Linked DNA regions of Homo sapiens: region 2 is linked to region 1. A link is a loop called in an ENCODE intact Hi-C map of the cell type or tissue named here. Cell type or tissue: CD14-positive monocyte. All regions are shown on one strand. Each heading gives the region's core, and the rest is flanking DNA. Links, peaks and the distances in the headings are about the cores only.

The links. Peaks named below come from ENCODE experiments on the same cell type or tissue, not always from the same donor. Only the 100,000 strongest peaks of a DNase experiment are listed, where the experiment ranks them.
Region 2: a loop joins it to region 1, with 5 times the contacts of the local background. A loop is called at or near these places in 11 of 110 quality-filtered maps.

Annotation. Positions count from the first base shown.
Region 1 is chr20:62,596,104-62,611,354 of GRCh38, reverse strand. It overlaps LINC02970 (long intergenic non-protein coding RNA 2970), which reads left to right and starts at 7,914. Exons shown (of 2, transcript NR_184037.1): 1 at 7,914-8,377; 2 at 14,137-15,251. RefSeq lists enhancers at 5,333-6,122, 6,123-6,913, 6,914-7,703 and a silencer at 7,446-7,595. In CD14-positive monocyte, for the core only: no CTCF peak of the experiment used is centred there; DNase peaks (open chromatin) are centred at 7,564, 7,914, 8,214, 8,624 and 2 weaker places; H3K4me3 peaks cover 5,131 bases; H3K27ac peaks cover 6,884 bases.
Region 2 is chr20:62,778,872-62,794,122 of GRCh38, reverse strand. It overlaps LOC105372716 (a long non-coding RNA gene), which reads left to right. Exons shown (of 4, transcript XR_936986.3): 1 at 1-544; 2 at 1,999-2,221; 3 at 7,047-7,235; 4 at 10,294-10,905. Among named protein-coding and RNA genes, the nearest start is that of LINC00659, 9.6 kb to the right of the region's middle. RefSeq lists enhancers at 25-94, 331-1,025. In CD14-positive monocyte, for the core only: no CTCF peak of the experiment used is centred there; DNase peaks (open chromatin) are centred at 6,042 and 6,662; H3K27ac peaks cover 2,002 bases.

The sequences.
Region 1 (15,251 bases), core at 4,523-12,522:
AGCCTGCTGGTCCCAGGAGGACAAGAAACAGCAAGCAGAGCAGACCCTTGCCCACAGCCAGAACCAGCTGGATCAGCCCGTGGACATGGGACTCAGAAAGAAATGTTGTCTACTGTCTGCAGCTGATTGTGGCTGTTTGTTACACAGCTGTAGCTGACTGATACAATAAGGAACTCAGGTGACAGTGTCTGGTGTTGATCTTATTGGTTGATCTCCCAAATATCTTTGGTGTTCTTCATTCCCCATCTCTGTCACCCTTCCCAGGTTCAAGCCATCACCTTATAGAACAGTAACAGCCTGATACTCCCTGCACCCTGGAGCATCCCTGCTTCCTTCCCAGCCAGCCCCTCCAATCCAGTCCCTTCTAGCATGGAGCCCCTTGATAGCTCTCTCCTGCTCTTAGAAACCGACCAGACCCCTCTCCAGGTCTCCAGCCTCCTGCCCCTCCCACCCCCGTACCATGTACGTTTTAACCACAGCAACATCCACGCCATGCTCTTCCCTCCCAGACAATCTCCAGTCATCCTCCAGTCTCAGCTAAAATGTCACCTCTTCCAGGAAGCCCTCTGGTTAAGCCCAGACTCTCTGTCATATTCTAAGCACTTATCATGTTGCATGTTCTGTTAGTGGGTGATCATCTGATTCAAGCTGGCCTCACCCACTGGACAGTGGCCCATGAGTGGGGACCCTGCCTTCTTGCTCATCTTCATATCCCCACACCCAGACAGGACCTGGCCTAGCACTGGCACCCCATGGAGAGCTGACAAATGGACAGACGGTCCAGATGGCCAGTGAGGGACAGCAGGGCAGCCCTGTGGCTCTCTGCTTTCAAGGGGTGTGGCAAAGAGTCCTGGGTGGAGCTCAGCCAGTAGCCTCTCCCATGAGGTCCTGGAAATTGCTAGAAGCCTGGCGGAGGCACATTCAGCACAATGGAGGGATGCTGCTGGAAGCCAGGGGGCAGCTCAGACTGGCGCACCCTCTGCCCCAATCTGTTCCATCTGCCCCAGCTGGGGTCCTGATGATTCTGGGGGTCTGTAGGATGCTGACCCTGAGCCCCCGTCATCTGACTCTGAGGGCCGTGCTTGGGAGATGAGCTCGAGAAATCTCAGCGGCCGCCTCTGAATTTAGCCTTGGAGGGTGCAGGGTGCTCCACGCCTCCCTCCTCTGCCAGGGCCCGTGGGCAGTGTTGCTGGCCAGCCACAGCCCGGGACATTCTTCCAGCAGGGCGGACAGCAGGCGGCCCCCACAGCAGGGCGGGCAGCAGGCGGCCTCCACAGCATTTCCATCCTGGTTTTCTGCTGATCCTGTTAGATCTTTCTGGGATTTCCAGGCTCCCTTCACACAGAGGAAGGAGCTGGCCTGGGACCTACGACAGGACCTCCTGGCACTGGGGCTGCACCGGCATCCCGGGCCCCTCGCTGGCCTGTGGCCCCTCACGCCAGCAGGCCTGTTCCTGCCGGGAGTTCATGCTCCTTCCAGCTTCTGTTTACCTGGAGAGACCTCTTAATGCCCCGGGGTGGGGAATGCCACCCCCCAAGTCCCCAGCCTCTGCATTTCCTCTCTGCCTGTCCCCTGTGGCTCTTCTGTACCTGGTGGGGCAGAAGAGGGACAGTTGTCCCCTGCGGGATGGGAACATTGCCTCCACAGTGGGCAGCTCCTTGTTGCTCAGCGTCTCCCCCACCAAGTCCGTCAGCGGTTCAAGGCCTTGGTTTCTCCCAATCCCGTATCTGCACCCAGGCTTGCCAGCATTATTGCTCAAAGCCAGGGCTGGGGGTGTCCCTGATGTCACACACATCCTCCCCCATGTCACTCCCACACAGCAGCTGCCAGGAGCCTCTGACTTTTAAAAAGCTCATCTTCATCATGGCTGCGGGGTCTTACATGGGGATTCTGAGCCCTTGCTGCCCGCGCAAAAACACCAGCGTCCACTCAGCCAGCAGGCCAGTTAAACCCAGGGCTGGGCGGGGCATTTTCCACTCTGGGACTTCATCATTGCCATCAACTGCTCTTGGCTCTCTAATAAAACCATGGAACCCAGGCACGGTGGCCACGTGCCTGTCAAACCTGCTTCCTCATCTCCTTCCAGGGTTCTGACCAAAATGTGAACAAGTAAATTAAATTAAAGTGCAGTTCGTTTCTGAAAAAACATTATTTTCCTCAATGAATGTTCAAATTGTGTTTTATTTTCCTCTTTTTAAAATACTTTTTTTAAAGAATTGTTTTAGGCCGGGCATGGTGGCTCATGCCTGTAATCCTAGCACTTTGGGAGGCTGAGGTGGGCGGATCACTTGAGGTCAGGAGTTTGAGACCACCTGACCAACATGGTGAAACCCCGTCTCTACTAAAAATACAAAAATTAGCCGGGTACTACTCAGGAGGCTGAGGCAAGAGAATCGCTTGAACCCGGGAGGCAGAGGTTGCAGTGAGCCGAGATCACACCACTGCACTCCAGCCTGGGTGACAGAGCGAGACTCTGTCTCAAAAAAAAAAAAAAAAGAAAAGAAAAAGAGAAAAAAAAGCCAGGTGCAGTGGCTCACGCCTGTAATCTCAGCACTTTGGGAGTCTGAGGCGGGTGGATCACCTGAGGTCAGGAGTTTGAGACCACACTGGCCAACATGGTGAAACCCCATCTCTACTAAAAATACAAAAATTAGCTGGGCGTGGTGGTGAGCGCCTGTAATCCCAGCTACTCGGGAGGCTGAGGCAGGAGAATCACTTGAACCCGGGAGGCGGAGGTTGCAGTGAGCTGAGATCGTGCCATTGCACTCCAGCCTGGGCTACAAGAGTGAAACTCCATCTCAAAATAAATAAATAAATAAATAAATTGTTTTAAATTTACGAGACAGTTGCAAAGATAGTTCAGAGAGCGCCACACACCCACGCCCAGCCCCCCGGGGTGCTAAGGTCTCACGTCACAGGCGACATTGGTCACGGCCAGAGTGCCAGCATTGTCCACGGCAAGGAGCCGGATGCTGCACTTCCCTGACGCCCTCCTGTCCCAGGGCCCCGTCCAGGACCCCAGGAAACATTTGCTCCTCACTCCGTGGGCTCCTCTAGGCTGTGGGTTTCTCAGACTCGCCTTGTTTTTCATGACCTTGGCGGTTTTGAGGACTGGTCAGGACCCTGGTGGAATGGCCCTGGGTCTTCCCAGTGTTGTGCCTTTTCAGCTGCCTGGTGGGAGCCTCCTGAGGGTCCCCTGCATGGCCATGCTGCCCCCCATGGAACCCGAACACCGGCAGGTCTCCAGGGCATGGTAGCTGGCCAAGGACTTAAGATTAGAAAGGTGTTGCCATGGCCTGATTTCTCCGAAGGGTCCCATCTAGTTTGCCTTGTCCTTGCAGGCTGGCCTCTCCCAGTGCCAGGACAGCAGCAGCAGGACAGCAAGCAGCAGGACTGGAAAGAACCGAGCCTACTCCTCACTTCCAGGCATGGACTCGCCCGCCTCACCGGGTCACGGGCCCGACCCCCGACCATTCACTGCAGCTGGGCAGCCTCATCCGGAACACAGAGGGATGGAACAGGGCAGGGCTGGGTCCCCAAGGCAGGACTGGGGCCACCACCTCAACAAGGGGTCCCTCCGCAGTGTCCCAACAGACACCATCTCCCTGCTGGCCTGAGGATTCTGGAACTCGGCTGGGAATGGCCCCAAGAGGAGGAGGTGTTCTTGAAACATCTTTTCGAGGTTTATGAGACATTCTATTAGCCCAGCCTCAGACAACTGTTCGTGGGAGATGCAGCATGTGCACCCCTGCGATAATTTTCTAGGCAAGAGGCAATAAAAAGAAGTGGACTCTAACACGAAGGCACTGCCGCCTTGGTTTGAAGGTTTAAGGCAGGCCCTATATTTGGGGGCCAAGAGACAGTGAGCACATAAGCATTTAATCGGCAACATGGGCAAGGATCATTTCAGAGCGTGCTATATAGACAAGACCCACTTTAATCTATTGGAAACTTGTTTCAGGAGGTGACAGTTTGCTCGTTCCCTTAAACGCTATTTAAAGAGGAAACCAAATTATCTAAAATCGGTGTGGACAGTGGTGGACACACAGCTGACCCTCTCTGTCCTCAGTTTGCAAATACATAGGATTCTGGCTGGGGCGCAGCTCGAGACTAGCCCACGATGGCGACGTGGCAAAGAGGTTTCCAGGTGCAGCCTTCACGGGGCGTGGGTCACATATGAGGGGGCCAGACTCTGGGTCAGCCATTCGTGCACAGGTGCTTTGATCTTCGCAGCTGGTGCAGATATTATCGCCCCGCCCCCGCCCCGTCTCCCAGTTTGGGATTCCAGATTCCCCAGGGAGCGAGAGCTGGCAGCCCGCCTCTGCAGCAGCCCCGTGGGCAGGGCCAGGTGGGGACAGTGTGTGCGCTGCAGGTGCAGAGTCCCCAGGGAGGCCCCGTGGTGTAGCAAGGAAGCTGCTGCATGTGGCTGTGTGGGGGCACTGGCTCTGTGGAAATGGGCACTGCCTGGCCTGGAGCCCAGCACCCCCTGCACCCCTCTAGCCACAGAGGCAGCCGTGCTGGGGCCCTGCCAGCAGCTGAGTAAAACTGCTAATGAAATAGCACCGTTAAAAATGGGCCTGCCGTCCACGCCAGAGTGCTTCGCTGGCCCCCAGCCCAGTGCTCCCTAGCACGGGGTCAGGGTGTGGGTCCCCAGGGAGCAGCTACAGCTGAACACTGCCCCCGCCTCGCCTGGAATGTGGTCCATTCGGCCTCGCGGCCGTTTGCTGTTTGCCTCGCGGCCGTTTGCTGTTTGCCTCGCGGCCGTTTGCTGTTTTCATGCTCTTTCTCCATCCAGGGGGTTTCTTGATGCCAGGAATTTCACCAGCTTTGGCCCCTTCCTCTCCTCCCTTCCTGCCTTCCTCTCCCTTCCTCCCACCTCCAGCAGCGTCTTTTTCTCCTTTCAGAATTTCAGATGGTGTCTTCCATTTGCATTAAAACCAAACAGTTTAATCATCATATTTAAATAAAGGCGTTGCCTGGAACTGCTCTCTTCCTTAATAATGAACCTTGGCATGAGGAAGGAGCCTCTATTTGTATTTTTAAAATTGCTTTTACAAGGTGTGGGGAGGGCCCTTCTGGAAGGAGAACTTTCTTTGCTATTTCTGAATGAGGAAGAGTTTGCATTTCTCTGGGTTGCCCGGCCCAGTTGTTCGTGTTGTCTTGGAGTAACACGGGGAACAGCTGTTCATGATAAATGTGTTGCTCACATGGCCTCAGTGGTCCCCACCAGTGGCTTCTGGGTATTTAGCATGGCCTGGAGGCCTTGAGTTACGAGGGCTCCCCTGTGGGCTCTGCTTTGTGCACCACTGAGCTTCAGGAAGCCGCTGTGAGGTGTCAAGCCATGCCCCCTGCTCCCCCCAGCTCAGCACGTCCTGAGCCCCTGAAAACTCTCACCTTCTCCAGACAGACAGGACTTGCTGGCTGCTTTAGATACTAGTACAATATTGTGGATGGTCGGGGGGGTCCCCAGGAATGGCCAAGGGAAGGGGGTGTCCTTTAAACCCCTGAAGCTGGGTAAGGAGGCCTTTTAAAAAATAGGGCTGTTTACAGGGGGCAGGGCCAGCTGAGGCCTTGGACCTCCAGAGACACTTCCTCCCCCAACTTCCTCCACCCCCAGCCCCATGCCACCCATCAGGCCTGCTCTGGCCAAGGCCCTGCCTTTCACCCAGCTCCCTCTCCATCAGCCAGAGAAAGGATGCTAGAGAAAAGTGCACCTTCCCTAGAGAGGCTACAGGAAGATTCCCGGTCCCGGTCAGGTGGGCAAGTCTGGTGGGCAGTGCCAGCGGATGCAGGGCTGAGCTGCGCCTGGCAAGGGCCAGCCAAGTTCACGGAGGGTTGAGCTCAGCAGGCGCACCACAGGCCTGCCTGCTAGAAGAGGTCATTGCGGTGGTTTCTGTGGGTCCCCAAGGCTACAGGGGTGTGGGTGAGGCAGGAGGGTTGGGGGAAGGGGCAGGCTCTGACCTGGGGCACCGGCTGGGAGGGTATAGCAGTAGGTCGGCTCTGCTAGGAGTGTGTGCACTTTCTACACCTTCAGGTTCTGAGCAGCGAGTCCTGAGCCAAATCTTGTCTCTCAGGAAAACCTTGGAGGTGTCTGTGTGTGCATGGAGGTGGGGTGCACCTGCTCCCACAGGTGTATGCTCCCGGGGGGTCAGGGTTGGTGGAGCATCCAACCCTTGCTGAATGCAGACCTGGGACACTGAATGGGGCAGGAAGCCCCCGGCTGACCGGACTGCAGCAGAACTCGGGGCTGTTCTGGGGCTTGCCTCCCTCCCCTGCAGCAGACAGGGCTCCAAAGCTATGGGGCAGGTCCTGGCAGGTGATGGGGCAGGTCCCGGCAGGTGATGGGGCAGGTCCCGGCAGGTGATGGGGCAGGTCCCGGCAGGTGGCATGCACGGGTGGGCTGTGCATGACTCGGGGCCTTGCTGGGTGGCCACACGAGTGACTGGAGGCATTTTCAAAAGATGCCCCATGGGTCTCCCAGCCCCAGGCTCTTCTCTAGCATGACCAAGGCTGCTCCCATGGAGGGGTCTCTGTCCCCTCTTCTGGAATCTGAGGGCCTCGTGACTGTCGGAAAGGATGCCAGGTGGCTCCGCGTCTCGGCTTCCACCTCTCTCTCAAGTGCTGGCCTCGGGAAGCCCACCCATGTCACATGTGGGGCTGCCGGAGAGGCCCAGCCCGAGATCCCGGCTGCAGGTCCCACTGATGGCGGCATCGTCTGTAGGAGACTCCCTCTGGAGTCTCCAGGCTCTGGCCCCAAGGCTTCCCCGAGGAGGCTGCAGACCTTGGGGAGGAGGCCTGGGCCATCCCAAGTGGCCTGTCGGAGTCTCTGACTCACAGGCGCTGTGAGCAGCAAGCATGGTCGTCCCGCAGCCTAGGCCTGGGCGCCTATTGTGCATCCCAGAAGCTGGAACGCGTGCTGGGCACAGACAGCTCCTCAGAGCAGAGTGGCCAAGCTGTGGCACGTCTGGGGGCCGATCCCCGTAGGGCTGAGTCTGCCAGGGGCACCAGCCACAATCCTGAGTACTGATTATGCACTGGCTGAACAAGCTGTCCCCAGCGGCTCTGCTGTGGTTCTTTGGTTGAAGCAAACGCTGGCGCTGGGTCTCACCTGCCTCCACACTTGCCCTGGCTCCTGGAGGCTCCAAGGGATGGGGCATCTCGTGAACAGGTGGGGCCTGGGTCTGGCCAACTGTGTTTGCCTCTGGCGGTGGCCAGGTCCAGCACCAGCACTTTGCTCACTCTGGTCCCCAGAGGGCTGGGCAGGTGCTGCGGCAGGAGGTGCCCCTGACCGCGTGGCCTGCTGGAAAGGAGCCTCCCAGCTCAGCGGCAGCCGGAGACAGTGTCCAGAGTGCCCGCAGTGCCACCCGAGCTCAGAGCCTCTCCCAGCGCCAGCACGATCAGAGGATGCTTTAACCGAAGCCATTAAGCTGTCACGGCCCATCCGCCTCCCGCCCCTTCCTGTCAGTTACTGCAGGCGGGGGGGACGCGGGGGGCAGCAGCAGCGGGGTGGGGGGAGCCCCTCCGCTTCCCTGAGTCACCGCCATCCGGCCAGACTGCCCACCACCGGCTCTGAGCTCATCGGCTCTGCGGTCAATCACTTCCCTCTGGAGCTGGGCAAGGCACTGGGGAAACGTGGGCCTGAGCAGGACTTTGCAGCCAAGGCCACTGGACTAGCTTGAGAGTCCTGGGCAGCATCCAGGCACGGGCTCCAGGCCTTCTGCCCCAGCTCGAGGTGCCATAGCAGGTGCCTCTCATGGGATTGGGGCAAGTGGCACAGTCTTGAGGCTCCCCCAGTCAGACCCTTCCCCCTTCTCCCCAGGCCATGGTGGGCAGGTGGCCACTTCCGTTGCTGCCTGTGTCTGAGGACATTGGCCCAGGGTTGGCAAGAAGAGGAAGGTGTTGCATCAACATGCAGCACATTCACCTGACAAGGAGCTGGCCGCAGCCTCCGCTGCCAAACGGTGACGGTGCTGGCTGGTGCCCCCAGGAGCTGTTCACCACCTCCCGGGCTAATGGCGCTTGCTGCCTGGCACACAGCAGGTGACTACACTGCATGGCTTATAAATGTGGCCTCTGCCAGGAAATCCTGGGAAAGAGCCAGGGAGGTGACGTTTTATCCACGAGCCTGCTATGGCTTAGCCTAGCCCTCCCCTAACTGTGACCAAGCTCTGGATGAGACACAGACAACTACTGAGGACCTGCAAAGTAAGGAGACTGCAGGGCGGAGGCGGAACTTGGAGGAGTGACCTGCCGTGGAGTTTCTGGTTTCCTCCTTGTGGCTTTGTCTGGAGGGCAAGCCCCACTCTCAGATCCACATGGCAACACAAGCAGCTAAAACGCAGATAGAAACCCCAACCTGGGAAAAGGAGTCCTACAGGTAAGAAAGGGGTGGAACCCCAGAATGGGGAGAGCCGGGGAAGAAGAGAGGGGTGGAACCCTGGAAGGGGGAGAGCCGGGGAAGAGAGGGGGCAGAACCCCAGAAGGGGGAGAGTGGGGGAAGAGAGGGGGCAGAACCCTGGAAGGAGGAGAGCAGGGGAAAAGAGGGGGCGGAACCCTAGAAGGGGGAGAGCCAGGGAAGAGAGGGGGCGGAACCCCGGAAGGGGGAGGGCTGGACACGGCAATTGCCTAATTCTGTGCATGAATCCGCATAAGTCTCACAGTGCCACCCAGCAGTGCCAACCCAGCAAAGGTCTTGAGAACCACACTGAGAGAGGTGGGGTTTGGGATGAACCTGGCTGCTAAAGTGGAAACAGCAACGTTCCCCGAGGGCTAGGACAGCACCCAGAGTCCACACGGTGTGCTCAGACGTAAAACAAAATTACTCAATAGACACAAAACTAGGAAGGTGTGATCATCCTCAAGAGAACAGACAATGCTCAGATGCCAGCCCCAACTGACACAGATGCCTACAGCAGCCGCGGTAACTGCTTTGCGAGTTGCACGCATACACAGCACACGCACACACACCTCAGAAAGGAGCATTAGATGAAATGAATAATAAACCTCACAGAGAGGTAGGAAAAAAAATAAACAAATGAGTATTTTTGAACTAAAAGAATAGAGTATCTGCAATTAAAATTGTACTGATGGACTCAATAGCAGAATGGAGACAAAGGAAAGCCAGCGAACGTGAAGACAGATAAATAGAAAATATCCACTCCGAAGAACGAAGATAAAGAGGAAAAACAAGAACAAGCATCACGGGCCAGCTGGGGTCGTATCGAAAGGCCCAGCACATACCTGGTTCCAGAAAGCAAGGAGGAGGTTGGGGCAGAAAGTTATTTGAAGGAATATTGGCTGAAACATCCCAAGTCTGGTGAAATACATAAATGTAAGCATTCAAGAAGCTCAGTGAACCCCAAAGAAGATAAACAGAAAGGAAAATAGACCCAGACATAGCATCATCAAATTGCTGAAAACTGAAGAAAACATCTGGAAAGCAGCTAGAGAAAAACAACACATTTCGTACACAAAAGCAGTGACTCCAGTGACTACAGAATTCTTGCCAGAAACCACGGCAGCCAGGAGACAGCAGAACGATGTCTTTAATGCATGAAAGGAAAGGTTTCTCCTTGCAAGGTGTTTGTTCATTTCTTCCAAGTTGTGGAATATATGGGCAGAAGATTGGACACCATCCCCCTCGACTCTTTTTTCCCATCTGTAGGGTCTGCGGTGATGTCCTTTTTAGCCTCCATGTTTGTAATGAGGGTCTCTTTGTTTTGGGGTCAGTCTGGCCAGCAGCTTATCAATTGTATTGATCTTTTCAAAGAATCAGCTTGGGTTTCATTTATTTTCTCTATTTTCTGTTTTTGTTTTTTGTTCAGCTGATTTCCACCCTGATCTTTATTACCTTCTACTTTCCGCATGCGTTTTGTAATTTATTTTTCCCTTACTAGTTTCTCCAGGTGAAAGCTCCTATCATAGTTGGCAAGGGTTTTCTGTAAAGGGCTAGAGAGTAAATATGTTTGGTTTTGTGAGCCACGTGGTGTCTGTTGCAACCACTCAACTGCTGTTGTAGCGTGAAAGCAGCAACAGAAAACACATAAAATACCAAGTTGTTCTCCAGCATAACTTTATTTTCAACAGCAAGAAGGGGCCAGACATGGCCGGTGGGCTGTAGCTTGCTGGCTCTTGGCTTAGAGTGATTTGTGATCTCTTCCTTTTTTATCGTTTCAGCAATTACTGCTGTAAAATCTATCCTAAACACCAGTCAATCTGCATCCCACAAATGTTGATATGTTGTTTTAATTTCCATTGAATTCAAAATAGTGTCTAATTACCTCTGCATTAACCCTGTGCTTCTGCGCTTTGACATCTGGGGTGACCCAGGAGGGGCTCCCCCTCCAAGGGCTTCCCAGCAAGATCACCCTTCATAAGCAAATCAAGGATTCCAGAGCCCACACCCCAACCGCTCCCCAACTGGGCCACACTCTGGGCCAACGTCCCCCTGCCCTAATCACCCCAGGGCCAGGAGCTACACCCAGACCAGCTGGCATTAATGCAACCAGCCAGTTCTCCACCTGTCCACCCCCTGGCCTGGTCCTTCCCACACCACGTTCCTCGCACCCTCTGCCTCCTGGCCTACCTGGTGCTTGCCCTGTGCCCCTTCACCGTGGTGATGCGGCCAGCTCTGTCCTCTTGGGACCCGTGACAAATCATCTTTTTGATGGTGGTTGTCTCCTGACCTGTGGGCCTCACCCTACCTGAATAACAATGAAAGTTACATTTTAAAAATACCAGGTCACCTCCTCTGTTGATATGTTGTTTTAATTAACAACTTCTAAACAACTCATGAGTTCTTTTGGTTTTTTTGAGATGGAGTCTTGCTCTGTCAGCCTGGCTGGAGTGCAGTGGCACAATCTCGGCTCACTGCAACCTCTGCCTCCTGGGTTCAAATGATTCTTGTGCCTCAGCCTCCCGAGTAGCTGGGATTACAGGTGTGGGCCACCATGACCAGCTAATTTTTGTATTTTTAGTAGAGACGGGATTTCACCATGTTGGTCAGGCTGGTCTCAAACTCCTAACCTCAAGTGATCTGCCTGCCTCAGCCTCCCAAAGTGCTGGGATTACAGGCGTGAGCCACGACGCCGGTCGCTCACGAGTTATTTAGAATTGAGTTGCTTAATGTTTCAGGATGTTCTGTATTGGGTTCTCCTTTCATTCTAATTCTGGGATAGTCAAGGAACACAAGTCTCAACAAATCTTGAGATTATTCTTACTTTGTTCTCTGCACGACTTGAGTCTTTTAAGATCTACTGAGACTTGTGCTGGGACCCAGCGCGGTCGGCCTTGGTCACTGCTCTGCGTGCCCTGGAGAAGCATGCACCGCTGCTGGGGTGCAGTGTCTGGCACGTGCCATGGTCCAGCTGGCCCCCGATGTTCTGTGGGGGCATTGCTCCCCAGCGTGTCCGGACAGGTTCTTGCTGAGCACCGGAACCCTGAACATCCAGGGAATGAGGCGTCAGACACAGTGGGGGAGCTCCAGCCAGCGAGCGCCTGCTCCCGCTCCGGGAAGCGCTCCTGGTCCATGGCATCACCGTCCTCAGGCGCAGTCAGGCCTGGGGATGTTTCCTGCCACCGGAAGTGCCCTGAAGGTGTCCTGGTGGCCGCCGTGTGAAGGGATGATGTGACTGTGCACCACAGTCCCCATTTCAGGAGCACGATTCACCCCGGGACGCGGTCCTGAGACCGTCCCACTCTTTAGGGGCTGTGGGGGATGGAGGAGGGGCTCATGAGAGTCACCCAGACCCACAGTTCACCCTGCATTTTCCCAGTGGTCCTGGGCAGGCCACACTCTCGGCCTCCAAGAACTCGCACCCCTCCCATGACAGAGGAGCCTGGGATCAGGGAGAGGGGATCGTGTGCTCGGGGGCACCAGCCCCATGAGAGGACCTGTGTGGGAGGTGTGTGGTCCTGGCACAGGGCCTGGAACTGCCAGGGCAAGGGAGGGGAAGGACACCCAGCACTACTCTGATGTGCAAACCCTAGAGCTGCCTCGTGGCCACCCCGGGAGGAGAAGGAGGGAGTGTGCAGGGCTGGAAGGGCTGACAGCGCTTTAGACACCGTAACTCCACATTTGTGTTTTTCATGCTTGGAGCTTCTGTAGGAAGATGGAGGTTGGCCAAAGTTTCAGTGACTAAAAGTGTGAAATTCATTTAAGTCCATCAAACTCAAACTTGTGCAGGCACCAGGCAGTCACCCTTGATGAAGGCAGCTGGCCAGGCATAAGGGACACAATCCGCAGAGCCAACGAGACCAGAAATGATGCTGGACCACAGAGCGCGTGGACAGTGAGGAGCGGTGAGGCCTGTGCAGAGGGCAGTAGCCAAGCCCAACACAGCTGAGTGCAGCCACGCACAGCCCAGCCACGCCACACCACGCCCAGTCACATCCAGCCCAACACAGCTGAGTGCAGCCATGCCCAGTCCAGCCACGCCACACCACACCCAGCCACACCCAGCCCAACATAGCCATGACCAACCACACCCAACCCAGCCCAGCCTAGCCACGCCCAGCCCAGCTCAGCCGTGTCCAGCCCAGCCACGCCCAACCCAACACAGCCACGCCCAGCCCTTGGAAGCCACACCCCACTCCCCACACCACACCTGAATACAGGCCTAGTGTTACCAGAACTTCTAATTTTCCAACAGAAATGTGCAATTGGGGTCATTATGTTCAGTTTCCCAGTTTTGAATATAGTTTCAACTATCTTGACCAGCTCTACTGAGGATTATTTGACACAATCAACTGCACATGTAAAAGTGATGATTTGGAAAGCTTCGACCTATGTGCACACCCACGAAACCCTTCCCATGGTCCACGGTGAACCTCGTCACCCACAGCATGTCCTCCTGCCTGTGTCCTCCCACCCCTGTCCCCAGGAACCACCGATGTCACTACAGACAACTGCATTTTGCAGAATTCCATATGAACGAAGTCACATGTATACACGCCTTCTTTCACGCAGCATAATTATTTTCACGTTTGATTTTGTCATGTGTTTCAAAATTCCACTCCTTTTTATTTCTGCGTTGTATGGATGCACCATGATTTGTTCATCCAATCACTTGTTGGTAGACATTTTGGTTTTTCCCCCAGGTTTTTGCTATCACAAATAAAACTGCTATGGACAGTCATGCATAAGTCCTTGTGTGAACGCGTTTTCATCCCTCTGGGAAGAATTCCTAGGAGTGGAACGGCTGAGTCTCTGGTAGGGGTGTGTCTAGCTTAAGAACCTGCAGGACAGTTTTACAGAGTGGCCGAACCATCTTCCATCCCCCCCAGCAGTGTACGGCAAACTTTCAACAGCACTGCACAGCCCTAAGACGCACATGCCTGTGGGTGCTGCCCAGCCGTGGCTGCCAGCTTGTCTCTGGTCCAGATCACTTCTTGTTCAACAGATGGGGAGGCCTAGGGAGACCACAGGCCATGCCAAAGGTCATGCAGCAGCTGTCAGCTGAGCAAGGCTGGCAGTGGCCCAGGCTGGTCATGCCCCCTCCATGCTGGCAACTGTCTCCACCAAGGCACACTCTGGTGGAAGCTGGAGGCAGGGGACACTACTCTAAGTGGAGTCATCTGAGAGATGCACCGACCACACCTCTTCTGTGTTTCTATCCCCGAGCTCCCAGGGGCCAGGACCACCTGCCCAGGGAGTGCTCATTGTGCCAAGAAGAACATGACCCAGCACAGGGTCACTGCAGGTCCCTAAGCAGAAGGGCTGGCCCGGGCAGGACCCCAAAGGCTCGGTAGCAAGGTGCTCCTCCCGAAAGCTGTGATTCCCGGAGTGATCCGGGCTCCGGGGTGGGACCTCCTGGTGCAGGGTCCTGAGCTTCGCCTATGCCAGGCTTTGGAAGCATCCTCTGAGGGCCCCTTCGGAAGGAGCATTGGGATGAATTAAACAGCAAGGCAGGGCTCGCCTAGTGCATGCTCTGCTGACAAATGCGGTCATTTTTCTCGATTCTGGGAAAGAAGGGATACGGACTTGTTTCGTCTTGCCATGTCTAGAACTCCTCTCGGAGTCTCCAGTTAGTAGGGAGAAGGGAGTGCCGTGGTCTCTGGGTCCTGCTGGCACGTGGAACCCAGTTCTGCAGGGTCTCACACCTGTCCTCTTCTTGTCACCCTCTCTGTCTTTCTCAGCAACTTTTCAGAAGCTTCAGAAGAAGGACGCCGGAGAATGCCCGCCCGGGACTCCGAGGTGCCCTGTGCTCATGGATTGGTCCTCCTGGCTCCATGAGTGTGAGTGAGTGTCTGCAGGTCCCTGGCACAAAAGCTGCAGTGCTGAGCAGGTGGCTAATGGCCCTGGCTGGGTGATTTTGGACAAGTCACCTTTGCCTCTCTGGCCTCCATTGTCCCTCTGTCAAACAGGCCCCACGACAGCAAGCGTTGGTTATTGTGTCTATGGTCAACATCCCACCTGCCTTTCTGGGCAGAGACGTTTGGGAGCAGTGGCTGTATCCCTGAGCACGTCGTAAGGGCACTTTCCTGCATGCCCTGGCTGGAGGGACCTGTTGCTGGGAAAACTCCCCAGAGTGTGAACCGGCGGCGGCTCCACCATCTGGGTGCCGTGGGCATGGTGCATGGCGGGAAGGAGGCCGGCACCACAGAAGGGTGGCAGCTGTCCCCGGAAGGCTCTCCCCTGAGGGCGCCCAGGGCTCCACCGCTAGCCAGCCATCTCCTTGCAGTAAGGCACGTTTCCTCCAGATCCTCTCGGAACTGCCGGGAGTGGCTGCCCCACCCGCCCAGCTCTCCCTGGGTCCTGCCAGGCAGGGAAGCGTGAACCGAGACGGGCTCGGGATGGCTCTCAGGCCCTCCCTGCTCTCAGCACCAAGGGAGGCACCCAGAGACTGATCTGTGGGGGCAACGGAGACTCCGGGTCCCCCCACCAGGATACGTCCCCTTTCTTTGCATCTGATGCTGACACACACATACGAGGAGCCCAGAGGCAGAAACGGGACTCAGAGCCTGACGCTGAGGCTGGTGTGTGGGGCTGCCTCTCCCAGTGCTGAGGCTGGCGTGTGGGGGCTTCCTCTCCCGACACTGAGGCTGGCGTGTGGGGCTGCTTCTCCCGACGCTGAGGCTGGCGTGTGGGGCTTCCTCTCCCGACGCTGAGGCTGGCGTGTGGGGCTTCCTCTCCCGACGCTGAGGCTGGTGTGTGGGGCGGCCTCTCCTGGTGCTGAGGCTGGCATGTGGGGCGGTCTCTCCCGACCTTGAGGCTGGCATGTGGGGCTTCCTCTCCCGACGCTGAGGCTGGC
Region 2 (15,251 bases), core at 3,120-11,119, 180 kb before region 1:
TCTTGAGGGTTCAGTGCCCTCCTCCGTACAATGGGCCAACAACAGCCCCTTCCCTGGGGATCTCGGTGAGGGTTGGTTGCTCTGCAGGGTGCCCTGGGCCTGTGCCAGCGCGCTCAGGCATCCTGGTGACCAACCACAGCTGGCACTGGTGAACGCAGCCTCTTAGCCCAGGCAGGCTCTGGTCAGCCTCACCTGCTGGGACCGCTGAGTGGTCCAAGAGCTGGCTTGGCTGACTGGGACCTGGGCCTCAGCTTCCCCATCTGTGCAGGGGGCCGCTGGTGATACCGGTCCCTGCCATGCCCTGGTGGAGATATGGCCCAGTGAGACTTCGTGAGGGGTCTAGGCCACTGCTGTCACGTGGTACGTCTTCTACCCTGGCCCCTAGGTGGCCCTGGCCTCAGCCTTGCTCTAAAGAGGAATGAAGCCCAGCCCACAGCCCCTTAGCACAGATACGCTCGGGAGACGGGACCCTCACCGTTACTCATCTCCTTACTGTTCCCTGGACACCTTGGGGTCCCTGCGCCTCTCCACCCGTCCCTGCCAGGTACTCTCCTCCTTCAGTCTGGAGCGCCTCCTCCCTTGGGGGTCCCCTGTGCCTATTGAGAAAAGATGGCATAAAAGCGTGAGACAGGAGCCCGGACCAGGAGACCCGAGGGTGCTGAGCCCCACATTGGGCCGGGTCCACATGGAGACACACGCTTGGCTCATCCCAGCCGGGGCTGTCTGCCTGCTCCAGTGGGAACCTGGGCAGGGGTACTGTCTCCAGGGCTCTATGCTGGGCGGTCGTCATGAAATACCTGCTTTCCCCACACGCCCCCTCCTTTCTGAGGCAGGTGCCGCTGTCACGCCTGCTTTGAGGGGAGGAGTCAGAGATGAGTAGAGTGGGGAACTGCCTGGGTTGAGGGCAGAGCCGGGAATCAACCCTCAGAAGCCTGGCTCCAGCCGACCCCTGACCAACCTCCCTTCTTGGCCTGCTCTAGTCCCTGTGGACCCTCACCTGGGCTCCCCTTGCAAATCACCCTGCAGCCCCCTGGGGTGCAAATGCCTGCCCCCACCCCTTTGCCTGTCTCTCTCCTGCGCAGCCTTCACTCTCAGCTCCAAGGTCACCGCCCCAGCTGTGAGGGTCCCATTTGGTCTCTGTGGCCACACACCTGTGTTTCTCACTCAATAAGTGCTTTGTGGGATACACTTTGCACACTTGTCATTGTGAATCACGGATGATAATTTGTTCAACGTGTGCCTCCCCTGCCAGGCTATCAGCTGGCTCCAGGGGGCCAGGGCTGGGAATGGCGTGGCACCACTGTCCCCCACCTCTCAGGCAAGGCCAACACACAGCAGGTGGACAGTGACCATTTGTGGACTGGCTACACAACCTACTGACCCATTCCCTCCCTTACGGGGATGGAATGAATGATCCTCACTCTTTGATCCCTGTTGCTCAAATTTCCTTCAAAAGATGGATGTGGCTTCCCAAATATCTTGATCCCAGGAACAGAGGACTTGGATCCCAAGTGGGAAACGCTCAGGCCCTGGAAAGGCTTTCCCATGGTCAGTGAACATACAAGCCTTCCAGCTTATAGATCAGTCTTGTATAAGTCTAGCTGCATGAATCATTCCTCAGATCGGCTCTGGGTTCTAAGTGGAGTTTCTTGCCTGGGGAGCTGATGTCATCTCTGGAAGGGGGTGACCACTGCTAACCAGAGGGTGCCCATCTCCCAGCCCCATGGGGACACCTGGTTCTTGGTCATGAGAGTCGGGTGCAATGGAAGGGATGTTTAGAAGGCTTTGCTCAAACATACCCTTGCGTGTCCACATGCCTGTGGTCACAGTTTCCTCCTGTCTGGCTGAGTGTCTGGGACAGAAGTGGAATTCCATTGCAACGAGGCTGACATGGCTGATGGGACTGCTCCCTCTGCCACTCATACCTGAGACCCCAGACACTGTAGAAAGAACGCAGCCTTTGCAGCTGGGCAGCCACTGTGGGTTTTGTTTCCCCAGGTCCTCCTGCTCCACCACAGGCCATCTCCCTGGGCCTCATCCAGACAGCTGGACACTGAGCACAGCTCTGTTGTCCTCTTCCCTGGGCTGAGTGGACTCAGAGGTGCTGGGGACTGCATGGCCGCCGGACGAGGCGGGGGCTTTCCAACCCAACACCACCGAGCCTGCCTCTTCCTGCCCTGGATGCTATGTCTTCCATAGAGCCGCTTTTCCAACACAGCAGGTAGGAGAGGTCGTCACCTAATTAACAGCTCTCATGTCCCCTCCCTTTGCTTTCTTCCTATTTGGGGGAAATTAACGCTATTAAGGTTCTGATCTAATTATTTCCCTTCTGACCAAAGTAGCCTGTGGTTGCAGAAAATTAAAAGTTGGGCTTCAGGGGAACCCCCCATTGAAGGCAACCTGGTGAGGGTGTCCCCAGGCCCAGCCACCAGGCTTGCAGCCAACACATCACACCTCTAGGGGGCGTTTTCCACCCACTGTTTGGACCCAGATCTTGGCTCCTGTCTGAACTCTGCTGGAGGGAACCAAGGGAAGGCGTTTCCGTTCCCTGGGAACCTGCCCACCACGAGGGGGCCACTCTCAGCTTTCAGAAAAGAAGTTCAATTCTTCACATGGGGCATCGGAAGACTCACCATGCTGACTGAAAGGCGGGCTGGTTGTGGCTCTGGGGCAGCGCCCATGATGCCCCCAGCACTAGACTTGGACAATTATTGTTCCCACGATGTCCCCTGCAGGGCCAGGCCACGGCCCCGAGAAGGAGGGAGCTGCAGCGTGCTGGCTTGGCTGCCGCACTCTCGACCGCCTGAGGGGGTTTTGGCTCTTTTCAGGGGTTGCCAGATTTAACATAAAAATACAGGATGCCCAGGTAAATTTGAATTTCAGAAAAACATTGAATAATTTTGTAGTGTAAGTATGCCCCAAATATATATATATATATATATATATATATATATATATATATGTTTGACCAAAGCCTTCTAAACATCCCTTCCACTGTACCCAGCTCTCATGACCAAGAACCACGTGTTCCCATGAGGCTGGGAGACAGGCACCTTCTGGTTAGCAGTGGTCACCACCTTCCTAATAAAATAATATGATATAACATAGCATAATGTAATATAATCCATGTATATATTCGGGACATACTTATACTATAAAATCATTCACATTTTAATTATCAAATTTGAATCAAATTTGAATTATCTGAAATTCAAATATAACTGGGCATCCTACCTTTTATCTGATGATTCTGCTCCTTTTGCCTGAATTACCTCCTGGTCAGCAGCTTGATTTGACTTGAAACGTGGGGCCCACCCAGGTCCACAGCGTCACCTCTGCCCGATGTGAGCTGCATGACTGAGGGGCAGGGTGGGCGGTGCTCTCCCTGCCGGGTGCTCCTTAGGGTCTGTAGAGGGAGGGAGAGAGGCAGGCCATGATAGCCCAGGGGAGACCCAGGACCTGGCTCTCCAGGTACTGCTTTTGTGGGCGCAGAGGATTCCTAGGTAAGGGTGCCTAACTGATTTCACCACGCCTGCCTTGATGGACAGATTCTGCTGCGTGTTTCTGCTGTGAGAAGCCATGCTGTCCTGGAACCCCCGTCCACATGCACACCTCTTATCCTCTGTGGGATGGGACAGTAGGAGGAGGAGGAGGGCTTGAGTTCTGATAGACCCAGGGTGCTCAGAATGCGGGCCCTGCAACGGCAGACTCAGCCTCACCCGGAGACTTGTCAGAAATAGGTATTCTTCCCACATGTGCACATGTGTGTATACATATACACACACACCTGTACTGCCTGCCATGGTACAACACATGTACAACACAGGTACGACACATGCACACACACGTGCACACATGTACACAACACACGTACATGGACACACACATGCACACCCAGGTGCACACACATGCATGTGTATGACACATATATACACACACACACTCGTGTACACGTGCACATGGGCAGCACACCCAACACACAGCTCTGCGGCATCAGACGCTTTGGGGCGGGGCCCAGCACTTCTCCAGGGCTGGTGGGTGCGAGCACCACAGTGGGAGAGGCCACGCAATTGCCACTCGAGCTGTTTTTAAGTTGGCTCACATGGGCTGGGGGGTGCGGGCTGAGCTGCTTCTCATTGTCTTTTTCCAATCTGCTGGGGGAGAGGAGCCTCATGTTTCCTGCCTGCCATGGGGTGTGTGGTCCTTTGAGTTCTCAGTCACCGCCCCATTGTCACCAAGAACCAAGCTCAGCCAGGGACAGTAATCCCAGCACTCTGGAAGCCCGAGGTGGGAAGACTGCTTGAGTCCAGCAGTTTGATGTCAGCCTGGACAACCTAGGGAGCCCTCCATCTCTACCAAAAAAAAAAAAAAAAAATTTCCTGAGTGTGGTGGCACACACTTGTAGTCACAGCTACTCAGGAAGCTGAGAAGGGAGGATGGCTTGACCCTGGGAAGTCGAGGCTGCAGTGAGCTGTGATTGTACCGCTGCACTCCAGCCTAGGCAACATGAGTGAGACCTTGTCTAAAACAAACAAACAAACAAAAAAACAGGCTGAGCTGGAAGGACCTTTGTCCAGCCGGCAAATGGTGACTTCGAGAGCCAAGGGGCCGCACCTTCGTCCTGACCTGTTCAGCCGGAGCCCAGACAACAAGGACCAAGCTGTCGGGATGTGGGAGCGTGTTCCTGGTCACTCTCTGCCCGTGCTGTGCCAGCTCTTCACGGCGCAACATCACTTATGCATCATAGTAACCTCCCGGTAGAGCCACTGCTACCTCCATTGCAGATGGGGAAACTGAGGCGCAGGAGCACTGGGTAATGTGTTTCCTACATCAGGTGGAGGAACCAGGCGGAACCAGGCATGTGCTGAGCCCGCGCTACCCCAGGGCCCATCACCTGGCCTCACCTTCCCTGAATGGTGGGTTTGAGGGGCAGCTGTCCTTTCTCCTGCCTGGGAAGGGCCAGTCTTGTCCATCTTGCTCCCCTTCCCGTGGCCCCCTGGGAGTTTTCTGCAGGCATGGCAGGAATCATCTTCTTCAGGAGAGGTGTCAGATAGCTGAGGGTGGTAGACAGTTGGGGTGCAGGCTGGGGGGTCACCCCAGGGACCCTGCCTAGAGCAAGAGACCAGCTCTCAGAGGCGATGACGTCCGGCAGCAAGGACAAGGCTTCTCAGGTTCCTAGCCGGCCTGGGCCCTTGATCCCAAGAGGCTGGAGTCTCACTGATGTTGGCCGTGGAGCTTCCTGCCCAGGCTGACGGGGAGCCTGGCGCCAGCAGCGCCTCTGCCCATGGAGCCAGCCTCTGCTTGCATGTTCCAGATAAGGCTCTGACACGGCCATCTGTGGTCCATGAAGCCAGCCTCTGCTTGCATGTTCCAGACAAGGCTCTGACATGGCCGTCTGTGGTGAGTGTCACGCATCATTTCACACCGCTATTCTCATCTCCGCGGATCCCTCAAAACCCTGGGACAATCACGACTTTAAAAACACCCAGGATGGAGACATTACACTTGAAAAATGCCACGGAGGCTGGCCTGGCTTCCCAGAGGTTTCAGCTCTCCAGTCGGGTTCCTGTGGGTTCACAAGGGGCAGAATTTATTTTTTAAAAAGATGGAAACTTTCCCCATTCATTCAGCTTCTAAAGTCCAGCTCTGCTTTTTTTTTTTTGTGCAACAAAGGGAAATTATTCTTTGGGTCAACACAGAAAACAGCCAATGTCCTCTTTGTAAAAGGAGCAATTCTTTTCATAGGCAAGAAAAGTCCTTCTGAAGTAAGTCCCTCTGCCCCAGCATGTCCCCTAACCTGGGCTCTGCAGCACCTGGGCTTTGGATGCGTTTTCTGTTGACTGTTAGGAGGGAGATGCTAGGGTTTCAAGGGCCAACCCAGTGGGTGTCAACTGCAGCTCCATGAGGACAACATGGAAGGGAACAGAGAGATGTGAGCCAGGCTCCCGAGTACCAAGCGGGCTTGAGGCAAAGGGTGTTGCTTCCCCTTCTGGCAACATTTCAGAATCTGGAGGGAAGGAGGGAAGGCCTGAGAGCTTCTGGAGAGGAACTGAGTGCCCATAGGACTCAGAGCCAGAGTGACAGCTGCTTGGATCAATGACGCTGGATGCTTGAAGACAAAGTTCACAAGGAACCAAGAACCTCAATTGCAGCCCACATCTTCTCATGTGAGGACAACGTGTCTGCCAAGACCTGGGGTGCTCAGTGCACCTGAAGCACCTGAGCCACAGCAGCTGGGAAGGAGGAGGCCACGGGGACGCAAGGACATGGAGAAAAGGTGAAAGCTGAGAGTGGAAACAAACAGGGCACAGAGAGCCAGTGCTCCGCAGAGTCTGGTTTACACGGAAGGGTTTAGAATGGCATTGTATTTCCTGCCCTTGGACACAAACGTAGCACTTGGCTTCTCAAAAGATGATATTTAAATCGTCATAATACTTAAGTGCTGTTTATCAGGATGGCCTGGTGTATTAGTCTGTTCTCACACTGCTGATAAAGATATAACTGAGACTGGGTGATTTATAAAGGAAAGAGGTTTAAGTGACTCACAGTTCCACAGGGCTGAAGAGGCCTCAGGAAACTTACAATCATGGCAGAAGGGGAAGCAAACACGTCCTTCTTCACGCGGTGGCAGGAAGGAGAAGTGCCCAGCAAAAGGGGGACAACCCCTTATAAAACCATCAGATCTTGTGAGAGCTCACTCACTGTCACAAGGACAGCAACCTGGGTAACCGCTCCCGTGATTCAGTGACCTCCCCCTGGGTCCCTCCCATGACACGTGAGGATTATGGGAGATACAATTCAAGATGAGATTTGGGTGGGGACACAGCCAAACCATATAACCTAGTTAGAATCATCCTATAGACGAAAAAGGAGGTCTCAAATGTATGATTGAACGAAGGCAAATGTCCAAGATCTTAACAACGTGAAGGGGACATAAGGAAAAGATGAGGGTGGGAATGCGGGTGGGAGGGGACCCAGGCTTTCCCTCCGTGGGAGTAGTCAGAAGTCACCAGCCAAGAAGCACAGCTCCAGTGCATTGCTTACAGGTATGAAGTATCCACCGGCCATCTGAAAATAATGCAGTAACTAAGAAAAACAGTGGCGAGAGGAAGGAGTGTCGATGCCCCAAATGGATCATCTTCCAGAGCACGTCTACACCGAGATCAAGAATGAAAAGGTGGGAGCAGATTTAAGGCTCTTGGGCAGCTCTGCGGCCTGCTGTGTTGAGTGTCCTGGTGAGCAAATCTCTCAGGTCTGGGTGGTCAGGCTGGCTGTGGCGGCGGCCAAGGCAAGACAGATGGGTATTGTTGGGCCCTCCTGGACACACTGCAGCCTTGGGACACAGGCAGGTGCTGGCTACAGTCAAGTGGCCTCTTGTCCTTGCTGCGTCTGACCCCCCATCCAGCCTGTGAGCCCTACCTTCCTCTTGGGGCTAAGCAGCTGGAGGCTAGGCTTCCCTCTCAGGGCCTCAGACAGTGCAAGCCAGAGGCGTGGGCAGCTGACCAGGCTAGGAGCACTCCTGGGCCACCTGGGCTCCCAGCAGGGTGGGGGGCTTGTGCCTCTGCCCACGCTGCAGCCACGTGGGCTCCTCTCCTATTCGCTGGGAGCTGGAGCAAAGCATCAGGCTCTGTGCCCTGCAAGCCCAGAAATGCCTGTGGGCACTGGGGCCTGCCTGCTGGCGGAGGCTGAGCTGACTCCAGGAGCCCTGGGGGTGGGTCCCGAGCTCCGTGTGGAGGTGCACAGGCTTGACGGCCACGTGAGAACCCAGATGCTGCGGTGCTTGCTGGGAAACTCCGGGAAAGGCTCTACATGGCCTTTGTCTGACTTGTCTGGGTAATTAGGGAAAACGTCTTCCGGTGGGTTTTTGTTTCCCTGAAGTTTCTGGTGATTGAGCTCCTGGGAAGTGAGGCTGGTTTTTGCTTGGCTACCTCAGGGCCTCAGCAAAGCCTGGAGGGGCTTGGCGGCTGGTGGAAAGGGGCCTTTTAAGCCGCTTCCTCTGGGACTCACGGCTGCGCTCTCCTGGTGGGGCCGTCGCAGGCTGAGCGTGACAGGCAGAAGCTTCTGCCCAGAGTCTCTGGGTCTGTGATGGTTGACAAGCCCCACAGGGCCCCTTTCTCTTCCCCTGGAATAGTGGGGTTGTGTGTGGGTCTCCACCCAGGCCCAGGGGTGCAGGGGCCCTCACAGGGCACAGGGGTCCTCGGGGGGCGTAGGGGTCCTCAGGGGGTGCAGAGGCCCTCGCAGCACTTGCTGTTCTTCCAGGTCTGGGCAAGAGGCCCCGCCGCGTTCCCTTAATTCTCAGGTCTTTGGAGTGAATGCCTAAGGCCTCCAAGCCCCGGGTCTCCTCTGTATCAGGCGCTCACGCTGTGGGAGCTGCTTTCTCTCTGCTCCACTTCTACAGAGAAAGAAAATCACAAGCATTTCCCACACTTCCCCCAAGCCTTGACGTATCACAGTTCACTCATGGAGTTGTCAACAGACACAGGCACACACAGACCAGACTGTGGGCTCGGGAGGCGGGAACAAACCCCTCCTTCAGGAGACCTGGCAGCAGGCCAGGGGGCGCCCCAGGGCCCACCCAGCGCAGGGGCAGGCAGCCGCTCCCTCCTGCCCCTCGCCTGCTCCAGCTGTGGGCACTGGGGGCTGCCCCTGGCCCACCCCGCCCTTCATCCCCTCACCTCTGCCTCACCCCATGCTCCATCCCTCCCATGTCTCACCCATCCCACCCTACCCTCACCCACCTCCACCCGCCCATCAATTCCCCCACCTCTGCCTCACCCCACCCTCCATCTCCCCACCCGGTCCCACCCAGCCCCATCCCACCTTCCATCCCCCACTCCACCCCATGCTACCCCACCCTCCATCCCCCACCTCTGTCCCACCCACCCCATTCCCCTCACCCTTGTGCCCCGACTCTCCAGCCCCATCCCTCCTCCACCCAGGTTATCCTTCCTGCGGTACTTGGTGTGTTTCAGTCTTTAGTAAATTTAAAATAAAATGTGGAATTTTCCCTTCGTAACTGTTGAATCTGGATGCTGTGCACACAGGTGCATGCGATACTAGTCTCTCGACTTTTCTGTCTGACGTTTTTCATAATACAAAGTTGAAGAATATAAACAGCTGTCTCTATGCTGATGGAAACGATTATTACAAAAACTGAGCCAGTCATCGCGCACACAGCAAAAACACTCTGGGATAAAAGAGTCCCTGCTGAAAAGTATCCCCCACCAAGGCTGCCTCCGTTAGGAGAGCTGAATCCCTGCCCCGGGAGGCCTGGGTTTCTGCCATTCCCTAATCAAAAACCAAACAGGTGGAATCCGGCCTCCCCACACTTGCCTCCCTCCCTCGCAGCGTGGCCCGTCCTAGAGGCCAGGCTGTGTTGGCCCCTGGAGATCTGGCCCGGTTAGCACAGTTCTGCTGGGTGCAGGTGCGGTGCCCAGAGCCGTGCTCACGCGGCTGAGAGAGAGGCAGGGGAGAGCCTGAGGCAAGGGAGTCCTTGCTGGGTTGGGAGCTTGAGGAAGGCGGCCCCACCCGAGTGGCCACTGCCAGATACGCTGCCCTCTGCAAGGGGCTTCCTTGGCTTTCGGGCAGGTGATGCCCTAGGATCAGCTGCTGCTGATGCCAGCGGGTGTTGGTGGGGAGCACCCAGCTCGTCACCCCTGGGTGGGAGGCTTATACACCCCTCTTGAGGGCCCTGGAGGGGCTGAGCCCCAGCAGCCCCAAGTGTCACCTCTCTTCTTCCTGCACCTACTTGTGGAGTGTGGCCTGGGGAACACTGGGCCCACCGCTTCTCTCTGAACAGCCACCTCTGTGGGATCGGGGGCTCCAATAGTGGCCAGGTTAGGCACTTAGCAGACTGTGGGCAGGGGTCCAGGAAACCCCACAGCGGGAGCGAGGAATCTGACTTTGCAGCGAGGAGGACGCAGCGGCCAGGATGTTGGGCCAGGCCAGTTCCTTTTGATTTTATTTATTTTTGAGATGCAGTCTCACTCTGTCGCCCAGGCTGGAGTGCAGGGGCGCGATGATCTCGGCTCACTGCAACCTCCACCTCCTGGGTTCAAGTGATTCTCCTGCCTCAGCCTCCCAAGTAGCTGGGATTACAGACACCTGCCACCACACCGAGCTAATTGTTGTATTTTTAATAGAGACAGGGTTTCACCATACTGGCCAGGCTGGTCTTGAACTCCTAAACTCAAGTGATCTGCCCACCTCGGTCTCCCAAAGTGCTGGGATTACAAATGTGAGCCACCGCGCCCAGCGTCTTTTGTGATTTTTGACACAACTTTCTTATTTCAGGAATTGGGATCCTGACACATCCACCAAAGAGCCTTTGAGTACTTCGAAATCACTTGGAACAGGTTCCTGCAAAGCAAACCCTTCTGGGCTTGAGGAGGAAATGGACCCGGAACATTCAGCCCATCTGAGCACAAACTTTCTGTTGACCTGAGAGGCTGAGGCCTTCCTGTTCCCCACTCAGACCCAGGAGGCAGCCTGCCCAGGGGGAGCCGGGGCATGGCCTACGAGCTCCTGGAGTCAGGCAGCTCCTGAGGGGCCGGATGGTCTTGGGCTGGCCAAGCCAGCCTCTGTCGTCCTGTGGATGGTGGGGCCTTGTGTACGCATAGCCTCTGCACAGGGGCACACTGTGGGTGTTTGGACGGACAGTGTCTCAAAAACCCAATTCAGGGCTTGACAGCAGATTTGTCCTCCACTCCATGTGCATATGAGCAAGGAGAGTTAATGCAAAGCTTTCTTCATAGCAGAAGGTTGAAAACAATGTACCTTTCTATCAGCAGAGCAGGCAAGGGGGATACTGTGTGTTTCCCACTGCTGCTGGGACAAATTATAACAAATGTAGCAGCGTAAACCAACGTCCATTTTTCATCTCATGCTCTGGAGGTCAGAGGTTCTCGCGGGTTCTTCTGGTTTTTCTGTTCAAGGTCTCATGAGGCTGAAATTGAGGTTTCAGCCAGCAGGGTTCTTGCTGGGAGGCTCCAGGAAGAACTGGCTTCCTGCTCTGACAAGCTGTTGTCAGAATCCAGGCCCTACAGTTGCAGGACCTGGGTCCCACATCCTTGCTGGCTGTTGGCCAAAGGCTGCTCCCAGCTTCTGGAGGCTGCTCCGTTCTCTGGCTCACGGCTCCATCCTCCATCTTCAGAGCAAAACCAGGTCATGTCCTTACCTCGACTCTCTCTGCCTCCGCCTCCTGCCTTATGGCTCGGCCTCCAGGGAGAAGCTGGCCAATGCGCTCTCTTTTAAGGGTTCATACGCTGGGCTCACTGGGGAATCCAGGATTGTCCCCCACCTTCACCTTAACCACAGCTGCCAAGTCTCCTTCCCCCGCCACACGTCATGGTAGCACATGAAGGGATTGGGATGCTGGCATTCTGCTTCCCACAGACACTAAGCTGCCTCTCTCGGCAGGAGGCGGTGCTGAGTCTCATGGGGAAAGAGCTCTGTGCTGCAGTGAGATGAAGAGACCTCGGCGCCGGTGCTGGGCAGGGAGAAGGTGTTACCGGTGGAGGGTCTGGACTGCAAGTTGTCCAGGTTCTTGGCATTTAAACAAAGAATTGGACAAAATGCACAGCAAAGCAAGGAAAGAATGAAGCAACGAAAGCAGGGATTTATTGAAAATAAAGTACGCCCCACAGTGTGGGAGCGGGAGTGTGCAAGGGCCCTGGATACAGAATCTTCTCGGGTCCAAATACCCCCTAGAGGTTTCCCATTGGCACTTGGTGCTCACCTTATGTAAATGAAGTGGTGACTGCAACCAGTCTGATTGGCTGCAGAGAGCAACCAATCAGAGGCTGAAGTGAAGTTACAAAGTTACACTCCTGGCCAGGCACTGTGACTTATGCCTGTAATCCCGGCACTTCGGGAGGCCCAGGCAGGCGGATCACCTGAGGTCAGGAGTTCAAGACCAGCATGGCCAACACGGTGAAACCCTGCTTTAGTCTCTACTAAAAATACAAAAATTAGCTGGGTGTGGTGGCGTGCACCTGTAATCCCAGCTACTCAGGAGGCTGAGGAATGAGAATTGCTTGAACCCAGGAGGCAGAGGTTGCAGTGAGCTGAGACTGTCCCACTGCACTTCAGCAAGGGCAACAGAGCGAGACTCTATCTCAAAAAGCAAAACAAAATGAAAACAAACAAAAAGCCAAAAAACAAACAAACAAACAAAAAACAAAGTTACACTCCTATGCAAACATCTAATTGGTTGCAAAAAGCAACCAATCAGAGATACTTTTAATTTTCCATCTGCCGGGTTTGCAAAGGGAGTAGCCTCTGGTCCTTTTGTTACTTAGGCCTGGAAAGTTAGAGTTTTCCTTTCAATTTAGAATTTAGTTCTAATAAGTCAGTGTGAAACAGCCTTAGGTTCCCTGACCAGACCCAATTCTCCTGATTCAAAGGGACAAATTGTCCGTAGGTGGGAGAGGAGGGACCAGGTTGTCCCATCCCTCTAGGAGCATGTAAACGCCTCCCAGGGCTGCCTTGAGGAAGAGGCCTGGGGCTGGGAGGACGTGGACTTTGCTTTTGCCTCCTGTGTGTGGCTCCACGTGCACGTGTTACCTACTGGAAATTATACTTTTTTTGAGACGGAATCTCACTCTGTCACCCAAGCTGGAGTGCAGTGGCGTGATCTTGGCTCACTGCAACCTCCGCCTCCAAGGTTTAAGCAATTCTCTGCCTCAGCCTCCCGAGTAGCTGGGATTACAGACTCCCGCCATCACTCCCGGCTATTTTTTTGTGTTTTGGTAGAGAGGGTTTCACCATCTTGGCCATGCTGGTCTTGAACTCCTGACCTCGTGATCCACCTGCCTCGGCCTCCTAAAGTGTTGGGATTACAGGCGTGAACCACCACGCCAGGCTTTATACTCTTATTTATAAGTTGTATACTTTTGAAAAACACAAAAAATGAAAAGACAAGACTCAGAACATGTCCCGGTCACGGCGCACATGGAGGCTGGTAGATTGGGAAGCTATTTTGGGCTTCTTGGCAAGTGATCAGTGAAGGCCTTTTAAAGCCGCCCTTGGCCCCTCCCTTGAGCTCAGCCCGGAGCCTGCAGGTGGCTGGCAGCATCCCTTAGAATTCTCCTTAGACTGGACATGAGGCTGGCTTTCCCGAGGGATGGGAAGGCGGCGGCAGGTACGCTTTGCAGGCCGCACCTCCATGGGCGGAGGCGGGCAGGGTGTCCGAGGCTGTGCCCGGAGTGGGGGCTGGGCCACACTGTTCTCACAAGTGTCATGTCTTGGGGTGTGGCACGTTGCATTCCCTCGGTGGCACCTGGGCTCTTCTCTGAGCAGACACCTCATCTGCCTGTGAGAGTCAACAGCAAAGCAGCAGCCAGGAATAAGCATGGTAGCAGGGCGGAGACAGCGTCGTAGCAGGGCGGAGACAGCGTCCTGTGCAGGGGACTCCACAGGTTTCCTCCCTTGCCCCTTCCTAGTCACATGGAGTTGGAGCATCTCATGGGGTGTTGGAGAAATACAATTAAAAACAAAATCTCTTGCTAACCCCCAGACCTCTCCACTAAGGCAGAAAAGAAAGAAACCCGTTTTGCCATTGATTGAGCATCAAACCAGGATGCCAGGTGCACGACGTGCAAGCTGCTGAGAGTTTGCAAAGACAGAGAGAAATCTCAGCCTGCACACAGCCGGGCGGATGCAGTCCGCTACGTGCATCTCTCCTTGAAAGACAAACAGGAGCTCGTCTTCCCGTGGGACGGCTTGGCGGCACCATTTGTCACACAGACGCCACCACACATCCACCTGGGGACTGGGGTGACCATCTGTGCCAGCTAATTGGCTTTATCCAAAGGAAAAACAAACTCCTCGTGTCTCTACGACGGGAGGTGGTTCTGAAGCACTGCGCCCGCCAAAGTCGGGCTCCTGGGCTTGGGCAGGGAGCGGGGAGGCAGGTGCCGCCTTCCTTGATGTCCACGTTTCAAAGATGGTGCATCCTGCCCCTGGGAAAGACATCCCTGGCTTGTGCCCAGGCAGGGGGCTTATTCAGCTTTTAAAAAGATTTACCCACATTTGGCTGGGCATGGTGGCTCATGCCTGTAATCCCAACACTGGGAGGCTGAGGTGGGCAGATCACGAGGTAGGGAGTTCGAGACCATCCTGGCCAACATGATGAAACACTGTCTCTACTAAAATACAAAAAATTAGCTGGGCTGGTGGCGGGCGCCTGTAGTCGCAGCTACTCAGAAGGCTGAGGCAGGAGAATCGCTTGAACCCGGGAGGCAGAGGTTGCAGTGAGCCAAGATCGTGCCATTGCAATCCAGCCTGGCGACAGAGCAAGACTCCATCACAAAAAAAAGAAAAAAAAAAAAAAAGATTTACCCACATTCAAAGAATCCACAACGAAGAGCTTTCTAACTAAAAGCCGAAAGAAAAGGGGTCTGTTTTCCCTTTTGCAGGAAAGAAGATTAATTTAAAAAATTTTTTCATTTGTGTCGACCCTTCCAGGGACCACCGTCAAACTGTCCGTCTGTCTCTCTGGCCCTGCAGCAGCAGGGATGAGCTCATGTCAGCACACAGGGTGCGGGAGGGTGGGTGCTCCCAGTCTCTGCCCTGCTCCTTCTCACAGCGGGGTGGTCCAGTTCAAAGTACAGACACCCTTGAGCCTCAGTTTCCCACCTCATGAAAGGCTGCGTGGCCAGTTCCTTCCTCAAGTGCTGTTGTTGCAGGGGCGAGACTGCAGAGGATTGGTGAGCACGGCGGACTTCAGCCACCACTGACACCGTGGCCTGTGGGCGGGGCCCCGGGGCCAACAGCTCCTGCTTTCTGAAGGGAAGGTGGGGGCTGTGGGGGCTGCAGGGGGTGGGTGTCACTCAGAGGGCAGCATGGCAGGGAGGGGACCTGTGGCAAGTTTTTGGATCAGAGGGGCAGCGACACAGGGCTAGAACCCTGAGGGTGAGCTGGGAATGGGCAGAGGAGGGCTCAGGGCCTCAGCTCTGCCTCCTGTCGCAGCTGCCCTGGCCAGGTGGCCCGGTGGGACGAGGCCTCCTGGTGGCAGACGCTGCCTCTCATGACTCTTGATGTGCCGAGAAGGTGTGGCCAGGGGCTGTCCTGGCTGGGGCTGGGATGCGGGACGGGGGCCAGGATCCCAGGGTGGAAAAGGGTGGATCTTAAAGTTCATGCCACATCCCCCAACCCAAGGCGGATTCTCTTTCTTGCTGCACCAGTCAGGGCCTGGGGAATGAACTGGCCACTCAGGGTCACGGGCCCACCATCCTCAGCTCCTCTCCCCA